2 separate regions of the Mus musculus genome follow, and region 1 is linked to region 2. The links are chromatin loops, found by intact Hi-C in ENCODE. Cell type or tissue: gastrocnemius. All regions are shown on one strand. Links, peaks and the distances in the headings refer to the core of each region. The heading gives the core; the rest is flanking DNA.

Region 1 (2,500 bases), core at 1-2,500, 210 kb after region 2:
CATGTGGGGTCACGGAGACAGTTGTAGAATTTTGTACTCTCACAGATTTTCCATTTCTAAAAGAACCTTTCTCAGAATTGCTTATGATTCTCTCTCCCTGAAAGGCCTTGCCAAATGTGTTCCAAAACTTATTCAAAGACTCCAAGGCAGAAGAGCCCATGGGAAAGGCAGCCCTAGAGATTTTATTCTTTTTAATCCCTTAAGAGTAAATTGGGGATATTCTTAGCTCTTGTTGCTCTGGTGTCATAAAAGAAACATCAGCGCAACAGCCAAAAATGAGTAAAAATAATTTGTTTACAAGCTTCTCTGGGAGGTCATGAAGGAGAATTCCATGTACACAACTTAAAAAAGGAATCCTAATTTATTGTCTAAAATGACTTCAGGTGACTGGCGTCTTCCCTCTCTACTTTTACCTCCTGAATACTCCCAAACCACTTCTCCCAAATTCACCTCCCAGCCTTTTTCCACCTTAATTCTTGGGATATGGGGCTCCTGGGAGACTCCTATCTCAGACTCCGAGGTACTTGGATGTGGTTTTGCCTTTCATGTAGGCACAGGGCCAAAGAAGCGGCCAGCAGTTGTTAATCAACCCAATACAAGGGTTCAGACCAGAGACCTACACTGGGAAAGTTAACGCCAAACTCTTCCAGGATGGAGTATGTTGCCCATCTTGTATGAGGGGTAGTCCCATGCTTGCCAAATCTCTCCCCAGTCACTCTCCCTGAAATAAGACCATAATGCAGCAATTATCTGGGGATCTAGTGTCTCCAGGAAAAATGGAATACAAGACGTTCTGGGAACTTGTGACTCCTTCAGCGAATACTCTGGGAATTACAAAGCCTCCTCCCTGTGGGCTGCAGCACAGGGCAGGTAGGGAAAGGTGCTTGTTGTGGTTTGAATGTGGATGTCAGTCCATAGGCACCTATGTTTGAACACTTGGTCCCCAGCATGGGGCGCTGTTTGGGATGATCGCAGAACCTTTAGGGGTAGAGCCTTGCTGTGGGATGAGGTCATTTGTGCTTTTCTCGCCAAACCCTTCTGCTCCCAGGAAGAGACCTCTATATGTAGTAACAAGATCAAGGAGCACAGACATGGCTCCGTACTTCTTACCCTAACTGCCATCCTCCTTACATGGTTTTATGGCTTCGCCTCCACTCCTCAGATAGAAAAGCTTCCCCTTGATTTTTTTTAACAGTTTTATTTTTAGAAACAAAATGAAACTAGAATTAATTGTGCCTTGAATTCTTCTGTGCCCCTTGAATTAAACAGCAATATTGACAGTTGAAGCGTTCTCGGGAGGCAAGTGGTTCTTTTATCAATAAGACAGCGCCCCTAAATGGAGGACGACCAGAGAGCTCCCAGTGGCAGGCATTCAAACCTCCTGAAGAGACAGACTGGGCTGGAGAAGTGAGCCCTCTAGCGGTGCTGATGCTTTCTGTCGACTGTCACACAGCAGATAGTTAAGGTTGAGGGGGAACTTCTGGCTGCTGCACCCTACTTTCTGTCTGTACTCCCTGCCCAGCTACTCTTGTCTTCCAGCGCACACTGAGCAGACCCTTCGTGCTTTGGAACGTGCCTTCAGAGTGCTTTGTATTTTTACTCGGGATCTAGTCGGTAGCCCGAGGAAAGGTAGGCTGGGAGACAGTAGCGTTGGTTTATCTATGATATTTAAGATGAGAACGATAGGGACTCCTGTGCCCTAGGTAAATGACTCCAAAGGAGGGCTCCCTAAGAAAGTGGACAGAGTTTGAGAAAGGAGTCGTTAAGGAAATGTTTTGTCTGTAGCTCAGCCAACGCTGAGTAAGGGCTTCTTCTCCCTGCTGCCTCCTGCTTTTCCATATACTGGGAGTGAGAAGGGAGGTTAGAAAACACTCACCAAGCATGGTGTCTGCGGGACAGGTATTGACTGAACTATATAAGGGACTCATGAGTGTAACAAGAGTGTGAGTCGCCGGGCGTGGTGGCCCACGCCTTTAATCCCAGCACTCGGGAGGCAGAGGCAGTCGGATTTCTGAGTTCGAGGCCAGCCTGGTCTACAAAGTGAGTTCCAGGACAGCCAGGGCTACACAGAGAAACCCTGTCTCGAAAAAAAAAAGAAAAAAGAAAAAAGAAAAAAGAGTGTGAGTCACCTGATGAACAGTCTGGCTTTTGCCTGAGAGCCATCCTCTTCCTCATCAGATCAGATAAGAAAGCCAAGGTCAGGGTTGTCTCCAGACCAAATCAATGGTTGGGCCTTACAGAAAGTGTGTGTGTGTGTGTGTGTGTGTGTGTGTGTGTGTGTGTGTGTTTGGGTATGTGAAAGACGATTCAGTAGAACATGATGAATATTGTTTAACATGATCAAATGCTCTGAGAGTGATAGACTCATAAAAAAGAAACTGATCTTTCTGCGCCCTTTCTGTGAATTGTGGAAAACCCTGAGTTCTCCAAGTTCAGAAATCTTCCTTCCATGTCAGAGAGATGTAACCTCCAGGAGACAGGTTGCCCCCACTCCCCATCT
Region 2 (5,104 bases), core at 1,350-3,849:
GATTTGACAATACAACTGGAATAATAACAGAAACCAGGGAACTAAAATGGTAAAATGAGGGGCAGTGGAGATGGCATGAGTAGATCAGTACACAAGTGATATGCAGGGAAAAATGAGAAAATATGGGGTTTAATTGAATAGTGTGTGTGGAGTTCAATACAGAAGGAGAAAGAGAGGAAAGAGGAAAAACTAGCCCAATGGATGTTAAAGGATGTTAAGGGTGCCATAAGAAAAATTTATTATTTAACTAAAATGACACGTAAGTGTATATGGCTACATATACATATTTGATTTAAATGAAGCTATAGCACTTGAGTAAACAATCCTCTTCCCAATAGCTACAGACTATCTAACAAAACCCTAATACTGGGCTTGAGAAATTCCTTTTTGAATAATGGTTCAAGGTCAAGGGAGTCCAAGAGGCTATTTATATTGCCCTTGATTGTCTTCCAGAGTTTGAAGTCAAGTCCCTCTTATTGAAGAAACTACCCAGTTCAGACACAGGTCTCAGAATATGAGCCAGATTTGACTAGAAACCGACCTTCATATGATTAGCTTTTTAGTACTGAAAAGTACTTTGCATGTTGCCAAGTAACAGAAGCAACCAATAGCCCTACCCAGCTGTGATGCCTATGAACTATAGCAATGACCAGCACAGCAAAATAGTACTAAGGATACAATAGTGACACTCATACTTTAACAGTAATCAATATTTGTCTAGTTGTACTTAAGGCTTTATCAACAGTAGGTAAATTATGCCGGAGACTTGGAAATCTGGCCAACTAACCAGGATTAATGAAGTCATGGATCATAGAAAAGAAATTAGTACCCCCACTTTTAGTAGATCAACATGATTCTAAACTGTAGTCTAAATAAATAACCTTTTATTCACAGGTGAATGTACCTCTCATCTCTCGTCAAAGAATCTTTTCTTTGAAACTGAGGAAGAGCATTACCAAAATTTCAAATGGAGAGAATTGCAAAATGCAAAGAAGAACTCATACTGGATTGCCCAGCCCCAATTGATACATTTACAACAAAGCTCCTATACCTAAGCCTTAGGGTACACGACAGAAAAGGGAGAAGAACTCTAAAAGCCATAGGACCAGGAAATGTGCCATGTGATTGTGTTTCCTAGATACAATGGGATAGCTTCATCGATGATACCACAACACTATGGGTACCTAAACAAGACCCAAACACTGACATCAAGGTACACGATGATGTGAAAGAGGAAAACCTCACATGGGCCCTACCCATACACAGAGAACTCCATGCAACTGTTGACTGCTGAGAGGCGGAAGATCAGTCTTCCTCAGGGATGAGTCTCCTTAAGTTGTCATGCACATACAAATAACCCTATGTTCAGTAGTTGTATTAAATGTTACATATACACATATAAAATAGATGAATATCAGGGTATGAATGGGAGGGACATTTGAGAAAATAGGAGAATGGAGATGTGTAGTAATTTTTTTTTAAGTCTGGAATCTTCCATTTTACATTTAAATTTTTTAAGATGAAGAATGTGACAGCAGGGTAAACAACAGAATATTTTAAGATATACTATTTAAAGGAATGTGAAACAACGGGGCACTTGTTCTAAAGAGAGGCGAAATATTACATCCTACTCCTAAGCAACAGGGAAGGTCAGGAGTAACCAAGTCAAAATATCTTCAGGAACTGCCTGAAACTGACCAGATTCAGCAGGTCCCTCCCTCCCTGTGGATGTATAGAAACAGTAAAGAGCAAACAAGCCAGACTACCTTGAGGAATCTTAGAAACCCAGTTGCCTGGAACTAGAGACTGTCTGAGCATATGCATGCTTACTATACTATCTACAAAGGATGGACACTGTCATACCTGTTAAGCATCCTGCATGTTGTATAGTATGTTCCTGATTTTCCACCTTTGTTAGTGTTACCCAAGCTGGAGAAGACTTTAATGACGCAGTTGTCTGTGAGTTATTCCTGCTGCTGTAAGTAATCCCTCACCCACACTCCTTTAAGTAAGCCCACAAAAACTCACTGCTTCAACAAGTTGGTATTTGTACTTAGCTCAGTCATCAATCAGTTCCCTATCTGAAGTGGGTACAAATTTGTTCATATTTTTTCAGGAATAGCGTCACACAACAACAGGGAGGGGAGATGTAATTATACTGTAACAAGCAAGCACACAAAATAACAGAAACAACAAAGCACCACTCCACTACCACCACCAACAACAACAAAAACAAAAAACAAACAACAACAACAGTAAAGCAAACACGATACTCCCTGTATAAAGCAATGCTTCCATTGGCCAGTAGATAGCAGTATAGATATTCCAAAAAGTGGAGAAAGGCATTAGTGTGATTACTATGCTGCCAAGGAAACATTAGACAGCTCATTTTTGATCAGCACAGGAGAAAAACAGAAAGTGAGATTTTAAAATACAAATCCTAGGTGCCTCTAAATGCAAGCCTGCACATTCAGCCTACTTGTTTCCTAACAGAGTTTCTATTAGGAAGCAGGAACATGAAAATAGATCTTGACTAATAATGCCACAGTTCAAAAGGATCACAAAGTAGAGCAACGAATGAGTGAAGGTGCCAGCAACATTTTAAAGAATGGATGCAAATGTAAACAAAACAACTTATTGTCCTTATTCATAAGACTGTAGGAAACATTTTAAAAATTCACATATGCTACAAAACACACTTCTTTAATAAATAAAAGCCTAATTGTGGGGGAAAAAAACCCTGCATCCCAATTATCCAAAGACGGTAGACAGCACTTTGATATAGTTAAATGCACTACTGTGTGTAACTGCTGCTATGTTCTGACAAGTGATGAGGAGTAATTTCACATTCCTTTCAAGGTAAAACACAATAGCATTTCCATATGATGCTGAACCATCATCCTTCGATGTTGTGCAACTTCACTTCATCAAAGTATATTATAAAGCTTAATGTGCATTTTTTCTAGGGAGTGTGTCCTCAAAAACCTAGCAAAGAAAAAATTGGGGACACTTGGGTAAAGAAAGTACATATTAATTGAAAATGGCCTCTTAAAAAGATAAAACTAAAGAGTAGACCTCAAATTTCTTTTGAGTTTTAATTGGTGAAGTTAGAATGGAGAAACAGACTCCTGTAAAGATTAAGAATTAGATTTTCTTCCCAAAACTTCAGGCCCACCTTCAGGTGAACATTTCTTTTTTTATTACTTTCCTAGGGTCCATGACTTAACACTCATGTACTTATAGCCTCAAACGGCCTAAGATGCCTTTCAGCCTTTGACCTTAATCATGAAATTCTTTATGTTGAAGTTGAGTTACACTTGGGCATTTGCAACAAGAGCACCTTATCAGTATGACACGGGCAATCAAATGCAGGTTGCAAGAGACTGGGCATCTGTGTATATCTGTTCTCTGTTTTCTCTGCACTTAAGAAACACTATCTGAAATGTGTTAAGAAATTACACCAGGAATAATATTCACTATACTTGATGTACAAGAAGATAAGGTTATTAACCCCTTAAGTAATCATCTGTATTTGTGGATGGACAGTACATACAGTAATATATGGTAAGATGGTGTCAAATTAAAAATAATAAAAAACCTACTTGGCTTGATGAAAATGTGCACTAGGTACCACCTGAAGAACCTTCTGCCGAGTCCCAGCGAGTGCTACCCTGGCACAGCCTGCCTGCACAGCCTTCCTTCACCTCTTGCTACCTTCTGGAGGTTACCAGTCCCAGCGAGCGCTACCCCAGCACAGCCTGCCTGCACAGCCTTCCTTCACCTTTTGCTACCTTCTGGAGGCTACCAGTCCCAGCGAGCGCTACCCCGCACAGCCTGCCTGCACATGCCTTCCTTCACCTCTTGCTACCTTCTGGAGGCTAATAATTGACACTTACGGTTAAAGCCATCACACTTTTACCCTAAAACATCTACAAGAACAGATAATGCAGACAGTATGGCTACCAAAGGGGGGACATGTGAATATTTTAGTTTGGTTTGTATGTTGAACACAGACATGCCATGAAACTTGCTAACTTCTCTACTTCTACTTATATCCCAATGTGTTCGATAAGTTGCCTAGTTCTCTTCATAACAAGCTCTCCAGATCCAAGCTTATAAGCAGATACTAATGACATTCTGTTAATGTGACAGGTACTAGCTGCACCCCACCACACAATTTGATAGGGAAGAGAAGATGAAGGAAATGAGGGAGAAGCGGTGGGAGGCAAGTAAAGACCAAGTTTCTGATGGATTAAAGCCACTGATGCTTAATCTTAACCTCGGAAACATTTAAAGGCCCCAGGACTCTATTGTGCCATCAGGGTTAACATTTAATACAACACAGTATTATGTTCTATTCAATTGTTAGTAGAGAATATTGAATTCCTCAAGAATAATGGGACTCAAAAGGATTTTAGTTAAAAATGGTACCAAAGAGGCCACCAGTTTTTTATTACCAAACGATAAGAAGCCAAAGGCCTTGAAAATATCTTTGCCCCTAAAATATCTTGAAAATATCTTCACCCTAAAATATCCTTGAAAATATCTTCACCCTAAAATATCCTTGAAAATATCTTCATCCCTCTTCTTAAATCCCAGGCTTCACTTCTCTGCATCATGTCATTCTCCTGACCTCTGGACTCTGAAAATTATTGCCAGATCAATGCTTCAGACTTGGTAAAGTGGAATCTCTTTTTCTTGATAATGATATAGATTCTATAGCTTTTAGCATCTATAGATAGTCCCCACATTTCTAATTAGCTAGAGGCATAATTGGTCACTACATTTATAACTGCCAGAGAATTTAATAATAACTGAGATAGAATGATAAATTGAAAAGAGCCATATGCACTGTGGATCTCACTGACTTCAATCAAGTTGCAGATTTGCTCATGTCTCATAAGATGACCTAAAGCAAGTCACATAACCTTTATAGTCTGATACCTTAAATACAAAATGAAAAGTTGAATAATATCTAATATCCATCCCAACTCTGAAATGCTTGTCTGCAAATTATTTTTCTCTCACTTTCTGATATTGATATTAATGAAGAGTAAATGATGAGAAAATAAGTACAGAGGAAAAGTACATAAACCAAACCAAA

The links. Peaks named below come from ENCODE experiments on the same cell type or tissue, not always from the same donor. Only the 100,000 strongest peaks of a DNase experiment are listed, where the experiment ranks them.
Region 1: a loop joins it to region 2, with 9 times the contacts of the local background. A loop is called at or near these places in 6 of 42 quality-filtered maps.

The regions. Positions count from the first base shown.
Region 1 is chr2:11,663,064-11,665,563 of GRCm38, reverse strand. All of the region lies in intron 1 of Il2ra (interleukin 2 receptor, alpha chain), which reads right to left. Among named protein-coding and RNA genes, the nearest start is that of Il2ra, 22 kb to the right of the region's middle. In gastrocnemius, for the core only: CTCF peaks have their summits at 853 and 1,418; DNase peaks (open chromatin) are centred at 966 and 1,406; H3K4me3 peaks cover 1,053 bases; H3K27ac peaks cover 1,622 bases.
Region 2 is chr2:11,867,392-11,872,495 of GRCm38, reverse strand. No RefSeq gene overlaps it. Among named protein-coding and RNA genes, the nearest start is that of Gm34768, 30 kb to the left of the region's middle. In gastrocnemius, for the core only: a CTCF peak has its summit at 2,311 (motif pointing right); no DNase peak of the experiment used is centred there.